Linked DNA regions of Homo sapiens: region 2 is linked to region 1. Evidence: read pairs that join two places in POLR2A ChIA-PET (ENCODE). Cell type or tissue: OCI-LY7. All regions are shown on one strand. Each heading gives the region's core, and the rest is flanking DNA. Links, peaks and the distances in the headings are about the cores only. Region 1 has its middle 51 kb from the start of LRRC37A3. Region 2 overlaps LOC105371864 (a long non-coding RNA gene).

Evidence for each region. ChIA-PET counts read pairs that join two places held together with the same protein. Peaks named below come from ENCODE experiments on the same cell type or tissue, not always from the same donor. Only the 100,000 strongest peaks of a DNase experiment are listed, where the experiment ranks them.
Region 2: POLR2A ChIA-PET joins it to region 1 with 5 read pairs; 9 of 35 experiments call an interaction of 5 or more read pairs at or near these places.

What each region holds. Positions count from the first base shown.
Region 1 is chr17:64,967,590-64,972,972 of GRCh38, reverse strand. It overlaps the pseudogene AMZ2P1. Among named protein-coding and RNA genes, the nearest start is that of LRRC37A3, 51 kb to the right of the region's middle. In OCI-LY7, for the core only: no CTCF peak of the experiment used is centred there; DNase peaks (open chromatin) are centred at 2,802 and 3,806; H3K4me3 peaks cover 2,869 bases; H3K27ac peaks cover 5,000 bases.
Region 2 is chr17:65,082,880-65,088,262 of GRCh38, reverse strand. The region is part of intron 2 of LOC105371864 (a long non-coding RNA gene); the gene reads left to right. Among named protein-coding and RNA genes, the nearest start is that of GNA13, 29 kb to the right of the region's middle. In OCI-LY7, for the core only: a CTCF peak has its summit at 2,762; a DNase peak (open chromatin) is centred at 2,732.

The sequences.
Region 1 (5,383 bases), core at 268-5,267:
ATAATCGTCTTAAAGTCTGTTTTTAAATGTTCTTCCATATTATAGGATCTCTATGAAGCACCAGAATTATCAGTGAAGAATATATTAAATGGCTCACGGGCTACTGTAAAGCATATTTCTATCGCTTGAGAGTAAAACTGCTAGAACCAGTTCCTGTTTCTACAACAAGGTGTTCCTTTAGAGTCAATGAGAACACACAAAACCTACAAATTCATGCAGGTGAATTACACAACTTTGCAATTTGAACTGAGTAAAGGAAGCATATGTATATAATATACACTCATACATTTATGTATTTCTTCTTAAATAGGGGACATCCTGAAGTTCTTGAAAAAGAAGAAACCTGAAGATGCCTTCTGTGTTGTGGGAATAACAATGATTGATCTTTACCCAAGAGACTTGTGGAATTTTGTCTTTGGACAGGCCTCTTTGACAGATGGTATTCCGTTTTTGGCATTGTTGTTAGAAGCTTCTTCAACTTGAGAATATTTGAAGATGTTAAAAGAGGGAAAAAAATTCCAACCAAGAATCATATTGATATTTAAAACTATAGTATTTTCAGTTGAGACATTATGCCATAATGGGAAGTGTGCTGTTGGTAGATTGTGATAATCTAGGTTCTGGTTGGCCACTCACTACCTACAGGACCTTAAAGGTAACAATACCCACATCATGGAGTCATTTGGAGATAATTTACATAAAAGTGCCTGTACATAAAAAGTGTGGATAAGCCTGGACAACATAGTGAGACTACATGTCTACAAAAAATAAAAATTAAAAAAACTAAATTAGCTGGGCATGGTGGCACACACCTGTAGTCCTAGCTATGCAGGAGGCTGAGGCGAGAGGATTGCTTGAGCCCAGGAGGTTGAGGCTGCAGTGAGCCGTGATCGCACCACTGTACTCCAGCCTGGGCAATAAATTGAGACCGTGTCTCAAAAAAAAAAAAGCATATATAGGCCTGGCACATATATAGGCATTCAGCATAACAGCTAGTAAACGTCAGTAATTCAGTAGCAAGGTGAATTAAGCCAATTACAGTTTGAGCTATCATTAATGGATGTGAAAATCTTGCTAATTGTTTTTCAATTCTTTTCATAGTCATCTTGCACAGTTAGGATAGCCATAGACTAAGTGTTGCTTCTTTCTCATCATACGACATTTGTTTTTTGTTTGTTTTTTAATTTAAAAAGTAAAAACTTCCATCTTTGATTTGAGATACATAGTAAACATTGACTCATTAGGAACTCTGCATGGTAATATTGGGGATGGGAAAGGTTCACGAAACAGGTTATATTTTTAACCTTTTTTTGTCATCTCTCTACTTCTCCCCTCCCCTTCATTTTTGCTCTTACTTCTCTAACTTCATCCCCAATAATCCAAGACAGACTTGAAAGGGAAAAGGCCCCCTAAGGGGAGTGGTTCATTAGTGTTCTGGGGATGGGGAGTAAGTACAGGGACTATCCTGAGAGTTTATGGTCTGTCTGGATGTTACATTAGCCTTAGGATTTGTGTGGGGTGGTAAGCTTTTTGGGACAAATGTTTCTACTAGAGGTGGGGGCTGTAGGGCTATAGAGCCTCTTCCCACTTACTCGTTTATTCTTTATTCTCCATTTATGTGAGGTTTACTTGTGGCCCCCCATGGCCCTACCAACATGCAGTCTTGGAGACGTGGGTCACTACTCTCTTACTGATTTTGGTGGTGTGAGGTAGCTTTTTATCATAAGTTTTCTCTCTTATTATTAACCTGATAGAGACGGAAACATTAAAAATTAATTTTATCTACCTTTCATTTTTCTTTTGATACAGGGTCTCCCTCTATCACCCAGGCTGATCATGGGTCACTGCAACCTCAGCCTCCTGGGCTGAAGGGATCCTCCTGCCTCGCCTCAGCCTCCTGAGTAGCTGGGACCACAGGACCACCACACCCAGCTATTTTATTTTATTTTTTTTGTCGAGATGGGATCTCCCTGTGTTGCTCAAGCTCATCTTGAATTCCTGGGCTCAAGCGAGCCTCCCACCTCAGCCTCCCAAAGTGCTTTGATAAAAGGTGTGAGTCACCACACCCAGCTAAAAAAATAATTTTCAAACCATATGTTCGTTTATCTAGATATTACTAGCTAACTTATCTTATGTATTTGAGGAGGTCAGGAAACATTTCCCCAAACTGTTTTTACTTTAATTCTTTTTTTTGTAAGTTTCTTAAATATTACATGACATGAAAGATTTACATAGGAAAGTGGCAGGATTAGACAGTGACAATATCTTAACACAGTGGTCTTGTTTTCTCCAAGTTTACAAAGATTCATATTTTTAAATTGAGAAGCATTGACTACGAAAGAAAATAATCTTCTATTTGTAGGATTATTGGAAGAAAGAAATGTCCTTGCTGAAAGTATTACTGTAGTGAAATATGCTCACACTTGATTGGCCAGAGGGGGTTACTTGTGATACATGAATAGATTTAGTGTTTTCTTAACTTCTAGAATGCTATTTTCCCTAATTTTCGAATATCAGTCCACATTTTCTGGGTAAAGGGAGGTGAGGAAGTTGTTTTTGAATCAAATTAGATTGAACAAACCTACCATGGGTTATTTTCTTTAAAAATTTATTACTTTAAAATAAAAACTGAACGAGAGACATAAATAAAAGTGATCATGTAAACAAGTCGAATTGTGAAGCAGTACCCTGTAGGGTGAGTTACGTAGCAAACCGTGTTCTCTGTGCTTGCAGAGATGGTTGATATAACTCTAAATGTAACACAGGAAGTCAGTTACAAGGGTATTTATTCTGGTCACCAGACACTAGTGACAGAATAGAGTTGAGCTGCTCTTTAAAAAGGGGGTGGGGGTGGGGAAGGGGACGAGGTTATTCTGTCTAAAGCCGTGGTTTAAAGCATGGGCTTCAAGACATCAGGGCAGTTGTCCTCAGTCAGTGCTGCGTGAGGGAAGGCCAGCAACCCCTCCAGGCACACGTGTAACAGATCTGTTTAGCGTGTCCTTAAAGAGTGAAATCATGACTGCCTATTGTTGATGTGATTTATTTTATTTTATTTGTTTATTTATTTATTTATTTATTGAGATGGAGTCTCGCTCTGTCGCCAGGCTGGAGTGCAATGGCGGGATCTCGGCTCACTGCAACTCCGCCTCCCGGGTTCAAGCCATTTTCCTGCCTCAACCTCCTGAGTAGCTGGGATTATAGGCGCCTACCATCATGCCTGGCAAATTTTTGTATTTTTGTAGAGACAGGATTTCACCATGTTAGCCAGGCTGGTCTTGAACTCCTGACCTCAGGTGATCCGCCCACCTTGGCCTCCCAAAGTGCTGGGATTGCAGGCATGAGCCACCATGCCTGACCCATGTGATTAGTTTTTGTGGTTCCTTTTTGAGTACTTGATTTGGAGTACTTGCTACTTTCAGAAAAAGACTTCTTTTGTGGGAAAAGACTCTGAAACTTCAGTTTCTCAAGTATTTGACCTCCAGCCCATTAAGTTTTACAAGACAAGGCATGGTGGATAGCAGCAAAGGATTTTGATAGGGAAATCTGGGGCTTCTTCCACTTGGAAGAAGCTGACCGGCGCCCTCTAAACCTTTGCCCTATCTGTTTGCACAAGTTGCAGTGTGCTGTTATTGGCTTCAGCATTGTAGAAAGATATAAAGTAAGTTGAGGGATGGATAGTGTAAAGAGGGGGAAGTGGTTATCTGAGTAGCAAACTGATGTATCTATTATATCCTTCTCTAGAGTTATAATTTATCAGAGGAAATTAGTGTAAAGATAAGCAGGAAGCTGTGGTTTAAAAACATGCGAAGAAATGCCCTTCTTAAAAACTTCAGCTTGCCTTAGAGTGATTTATGCTTACAGTTCAATGAGAAATAGTGGAAGAAATTTTCTGCTTCTCTTCCATTTAGGGCAAGAGAGCTTGACTTTGCAAAACTGAATAAATATTGATATGTGTGGCAAAGTTCATTTTTTAAACCCTATAAGTGTGAGGACAGGATTTATCTTTCCAAATATGGGACAGAGGTATGATGTTCATTAGGAGGAAAAAAGTGATTTTCTTTAAAAAGGAAGAAGGAAAGTACCTAATCTCAGTATGTGTGTGTGTGCCCACACTTGCCCACAAACATCAATATACATTCATGTGTTTACTCATGGGTATGACTGCATTCAGGTGACTGCACAGAAATGTCTACACATGTGTTTTCACATACATATGTCTACCCATGCCTGTGTGGACACTTATATATGTATATACATACATGTCAAATTAATATAATGCCTTGTAGAATATTCAGCAAGTTGAGAAAAAATATCCTATCATGCTAGAAACAAAGTATAAGAATGAGTGTATTTCTTTTTCATCTTTTTTCAGTGCGTACTTTTGACATCATTTGTAATTCTGTGTGTATTTGGTACGTGCCATTTCACTCAGTATATCATTAGCATTATTCATATTCACAGCATCATTATCAAATGCAGCGTCTTCATGGGGTAATATGTCACCCTATGATCTAGAAGCCAATGCTTCTCTCTTGCCTGATGGTATTTTGCTGTGGTTTGTTGAAGTGCGCATCTTTCAATGCTTTTCCAGGCACTGGTGAGGTGGATTGATGATGAATCTTCTGGCACACCTGGAGCAACTCCAGAACACAGTCGTGAGGATAATGGGAATTTACTGAAACCCGTGGAAGGAAGCCTTTAAGGAATGGAAAGAGTGGATAATAAAATGCCTGACTGTTCTCCAAAAATAAGGACCTTCAAATAGGAGTGATTGAAATAAATGACTACTTGCATGTTATGCTTTCATTTGGGTGGAATACTTCATCAGAATAAACTATTGATCTTGTGCTGTGTCAAAGTAACAGACTAGAACCTTCTTTCAAGTACCTGAATTGAAATGAAACTCATTTTGAATAATAAAAACTCTAGAAACTCTTTATCTTCTCATCTTACTGGCCTGGTCTGTGGCAGCAAGCACATTATTTCCATTCCCCAAATATGTTTAGGTCTCCCAAGAAAGCTGGGACTGGCGGTAATGAGCAAGTAAATAACTTGAAAAAGAACTGTAGATGCCCCAAGGAACCAACCAACATAATTTCCAGGGGGTGATTTTGTTTTTAGAAGAGCTGCTCCCCTCTGTTAGGGCCAGCCAAGTCACATTTTTGGACGTCCGTGGACTCTGATCACCACAGCCCTCCTCTTCCGTGAGCCTTCCTTACTCTCTCGAGTGCATTAGCTCATTTTTTTTCTTTTGCTGGTTGTCACCTTATTCCTGTTTTAGTTTTTAGCAGCTTAAAATACGACCTCTCAGGAATATTTGCAAGTGAAAATAACAATGGTCCTTACACTACCACAACATTTGGTGGTGGGAGTTCCGTTGCAG
Region 2 (5,383 bases), core at 132-5,131, 120 kb before region 1:
GGAGGCTGAGGTGGGAGGATCACTTGAGCTCAGGAAGTCAAGGCTGCAGTGAGTCAAGATCACGCCACTACATTCCAGCCTGAGCAACAGAGTGAGACCCTATCTCAAAAAACAAAAAGCAAAACAAAGGAACAAAAAAGCCCTCAAGGCCTTTCATTTAATAGCAAGGGTAATAACAAACACTCATAGAGTCTATCTGTAAAACATTCATTTAAAGACCACTCATTTAATCTTCATGACCAGCCCCTGAGGGGGATATGGTGATAGCCTCCTCATTGTTCAGGTGAGAATCTGGAGGTAGGTGTGGACTTGGCACAGAACTGGGAAGTAGCGAAGGTCAGATTCAAAACCTGGGTAGTCCAGCTCCAAAGTCCATTGCCGAACCATTATACTGGTTGCAACGCCCTGCCCCAAGTGTAGCATAAAAGTGTTTGTAGAATAGACATAAGAGACATGGAGTAGCTGAGTGTTAGGAGAAGGCTTGCTCCCCATTCCCTTTTTCTTCTTTGAGTCTGCCCTCCCCGCAACAACTGCTGAGGCTTTGCCCCTTTGCTGGCTGGGCCCTAGAAGAGATGGAATGACTCACTGGATTAATACATTTGGGAAGAACTATGTAATGAAAAATAAATATTATAAATCTAATATAAACTATATTCATATTAATAAAATATTTAATATATTATAAATATATAGTTTATATAAATATTATTTTTATATTATATTATATATGACTGTTAAATTTATTTATTTTATTTTTTATTTTATTTTATTTTTGAGACAGAGTCTCACTCTGTTGCCAGGCTGGAATGCAGTGGCGTGATCTCAGCTCACTGCAACCTCCGCCTCCTGGGTTCAAGCGATTCTCCTGCCTCAGCCTCCCGAGTAGCTGTGATTACAGGTACCCGCCACTATGCCCAGCTAATTTTTGTATTTTTAGTAGAAATGGGTTTTCACGGTGTTGGCCAGGATGGTCTCGTTCTCTTGACCTCGTGATCCGCCTACCTTGGCCTCCCAAAGTGCTGGGATTACAGGCGTGAGCCACCGCGCCCGGCCGTTAAATTTATATATAATACATGAATATATAACATATTAATATGAATGGCTTTCCTCTTAGGCACTGAGCTTCCTGCAGGCAGCATCTATTCTGCATTACTCCACCCTAGGCCAGCCCCCGCCTGGGGCCAGCGTGGCTGTGACCAGGTGGGAGAGTCCACCCCACTCTAACTTTAGGCAGGCCCATTTGGCTCTCAGACTAAGCTAAGGTCTTCACTTAGCCTTTATCAGAAATAAAAGTGTAGGACAGGCATAGTGGCTCATGTTTGTAATCCTAGCACTTTGGGAGGCCAAGGCATGAGGATTGCTTGAGCTCAGGAGTTTGAGACCAGCCAGGGCAACATACTGAGACCCCTGTCTCAGGAAGGAAGGAAAAGAAAGAAAGAGGGAAGGGAAGGGAAGCAAAGGAAAGGGAAGGGAAGGGGAGGGGAGGGGAGGGGAGGGGAAATGGGAAGGGGAAGGGGGGGAGGGAAGGGAGAACAGGAAGGGGAAGGGGAAGGAAGGAAAGAAAGAAAGAGAAGGAAGGGAAGGGAAGGAAGGAAAGGCAGGCACACTCTACACCCATTAGGATCTTAAGGGAGTCCTGAGTGGTCTGGGTGGAGGGCTGGGGTTCAGTGCCAGGCCCCTCTGACTCAGACAACCCAAGCTGAATTCCCAGTGGCAGGCACTCAGCCATGAGCTAAAGGATCATACCCCACCTTTACTGGGTGTTTGGGGTCCCCACCTTTCAATTCATTTAATTCTCACAAAAACATCCCTATGAGGAAGCAGCAATTATGATCCACATTTTAGAGATGGGGAAACTGAGTCACAGAGGCTTTAAGTCACTTGGGGAAACTGAGTCACAGAGGCTTTAAATCACTCGCCTGGGTCCTGTAGCTTTGAATGGTAAGTGGCAGCACTGGAGTTTCGCCCTCGGCAGGCTGGTTCTGGAGTCCACACTCCTAACCTTTCCCAATCCCTGCCTGGGCTGCTTCGGCCAAAGAGACACCAGCTGATGGCCCTCAGAGACACCAGCCACCAAGACCTCCCGAGGGGTCTTGGCATCCCTAGTGTTCCTGTGACTCAAGCTCAGCCTTCCAGACCCCCAGCCCCTCCTTGTGCTTCCGGCAGGCGTCTCCTTCCGTGAGCAGCAGATGGGGGAGCAGGAGCCGGTGCATCCCCCCAAGACCCTCCACGGCAGGGACTTTCCAGTTCCCACCCATGCTGCTCTCTGCCCCTGATTTTCCTGGGAATGGCAACATCTGCAAGGGTGCAGGAAGATGACTGAGCCAGGATATGCAAAGGAAATGAAAACGGGAGCACCTGCAAGGATTTTGTTTACTATTCCACAAGTTCCACTTTCTTTCTTTAGACAGGGAGTTTCAAATTCCATCTCCTTCACTCTTCGGGTCCTCCCACCCTGGTGTGAAGATTCACCCTCCAGTCCCCCAGGTACGGGACCATCTGTGTTGCGTTTCACGAAACGTAACTGTGACATCACATCAGGACACTCCCAAGGCTCACCGTCCAATTGGGGTCCCCAAACTGTTCATCCCCCTCTTGAACTTGGCAGCTCCCTCTGCGGCTCTCACACATTAGCCCATCTTCTCAAGCTCCTGACCAAGCCTCCACTCCTCTCATTCTTGGCAGCTGACAATGCATTTGCTAAGCTAAGCAGCTGGCAGCCTTGACTGCTACCTCCCCCACCACAAATGCATCTTCATCTGCCCCTGTTAGAGGGCGATGTATCTCTTTCCTCTTCAAGGCCACCCCCTCCAGTTGTGTGTGCTCTCCTCCTGTCTCCTTTTTGACCTTGCCCATCCCTATTCTTTTGATCTATAAATATGCTAAAGCCATTTCTATCCTTTATTTTTATTTATTTATTTATTTATTTATTTATTTATTTTTGAGACAGAGTCTTGCTCTGTCGCCCAGACTGGAGTGCAGTGGCACAATCTTGGCTCACTGTAACCTCTGCCTGCCGGATTCAAGTAATTCTCCTGCCTCAGCCTCCCGAGTAGCTGGGACTACAGGCGCCTGCCACCACGCCTGGCTAATTTTTGTGTTTTTGGTAGATACAGGGTTTCACCAAGTTGACCAGGCTGCTCTCGAACTCCTGACCTCAGGTGATCCGCCTGCCTCAACCTCCCAAAGTGCTGGGATTACAGGTGTGAGCCACCGTGCCCGGCCACCTTTTCTATCTTTTAAAAAAATGTGGTCCTCCCTTCCCTGCCCTCAGCTATCACTTATATCTGTTTGCTACCACTCTATCTGTTTTCGGCCCTTCTCTGTCCCTTCTGGTGGGTGGTCGTCTCTTGCTCTCCTCCCATCTACTCCCTAATCTGGGGCAATCTGGAATTGGTCCCATCCCTGTTTCATTTAAACTGCTCTCTTCACAAATGTCCTGCCAAATGTCAACTGCAAGAGACACCCTGCATTCCTTTTTTTTTTTTTTTTCCCCAGTCAGGGTCTTACTCTGTCACCCAGGCTGGAGTGGCATGATCACGGCTCACTGCAGCCTCAACCTCCCAGGCTCAGGTGATCCTCCCTCTGCCTCCTGGTTAGCTGAGACTACAGGTGTGTGCCATTCACTCCCAGCTAGTTTGTTGTTGTTGTTGTTGTTGTTTATTTTTTTGTAGAGATCAGGTTTTACCCTGTTGCTCAGGCTGGTCTGGAACTCCTGGGCTCAAGTGATCTGGTCACCTCAGCCTCCCAAAGTGTTGGGATTTGCAGCTCTACAAAAGAGGGCCACTGTGCCTGCTCCCCCTTTTCTGTTCTATCTGCAACATTTTACACTGCTCACCTCTCCCTTCTTGATGGCTCTTCCTGGGTTTCCGGGACATGACTCTATTCTAGTTCTTAGTCTTCATCTGATAGCTGTTTCTTGGTCTTCTTTGCTGGCTCCTCAAGCTGCCCAGTAAATGTGTGTGTTCTGCAAGAGTTCACTCTTTTTTTTTTTTTTTAATACTTTAAGTTCTAGGGTACATGTGCACAACATGCAGGTTTGATACATAGGTATACATGTGCCAAGTTGGTTTGCTGCACCCATCAACTTGTCATTTACATTAGGTATTTCTCCTAATGCTATACCTCCTCCAGCCCCCCACCCCATGACAGGCCCCAGTGTGTGATGTTCCCCACCCTGTGTCCAAGTGTTTTCATTGTTCGATTCCCACCTATGAGTGAGTACAAGCGGTGTTTGGTTTTCTGTCCTTGTGACAGGTTGCTGAGAATGATGGTTTCCAGCTTCATCCATGTCCCTGCAAAGGACATGAAAGAGTTCACTCTTAGTCCATCTGTCTTCTCATTCTTCGTGCTCTTCAAGCTGACCTCACTCATCCCATCATGGTTAACCACCCTTACGTGTTGATGACCTCCAAGTCTCTCCTTTCCAGCCCTACCTACTCTCCAATCTTCTAATCAAGTGCTGTGCAATAGACCTTGCTGTAATAATGAAAATGTTCTATAAATTGGGCTGTCCAATATGGTAGCCACTAGCCACATGTGGCTACTGGGCACTTAAAATGTGGTTAATGGCCAGGCATGGTGACTCACACCTATAATTCCAGCACTTTGGGAGGTTGAAGTGAGAGCCCGGGAGTAGAGACCAGCCTGGGCAACATAGTGAGACCTCATCTCTATATATTAAAAAAAAAGAGAAAGAGAAAAGGAATGTGGCTAGTGTGTTTAAGGAACTGAGTTTTAGATGTTATTTAATTTTAATTTTAATAGCTACAGGGCCGGCTCAAGCCTGTAATCCCAACACTTTGGGAGGCTGAGGCAGGTGGATCACAAAGTCAGGAGTTCGAGACCACCCTGGCCAACCTGGTGAAACCTCATCTGTACTAAAAATACAAAAATTAGCTGGGTGCGGTGGTGGGTGCCTGTGATCCCGGCTACTCAGGAGACTGAGGCAGGAGAATTGCTTGAACCCGGGAGGCAGAGGTTGCAGTGAGCCGAGATTGCATCACTGCATTCCAGCCTGGGAGACAGAACAAGACTCCATCTCAAAGAAAACAAAAAAATTAAAAATTAAAAAAATCAATAGCTACAAGTGGCTAGTGGCTACTGTATTGGACAGTACAGTTGTAGACCTACATTGCCAACTGCCTGGGGACATCTTGATTAGGATGTCTCTCTGGCTCCTCAACAAGTCCCAAACTGAGCTTATTAGCATCACACTCTCCCCTACCTTCGCCTCCATGCCCTTGAGCAAAATGAAAACCTTCTCTTTCTCTTGATTTCTCTTCCTGAGTTGACAGCATCAACACTCATGCCTTTACCCAAACCCTAAACTTCTAGACTTCCAGGCTCTTCCTTTTCACTCATCTTCTATAATTATGTGGTC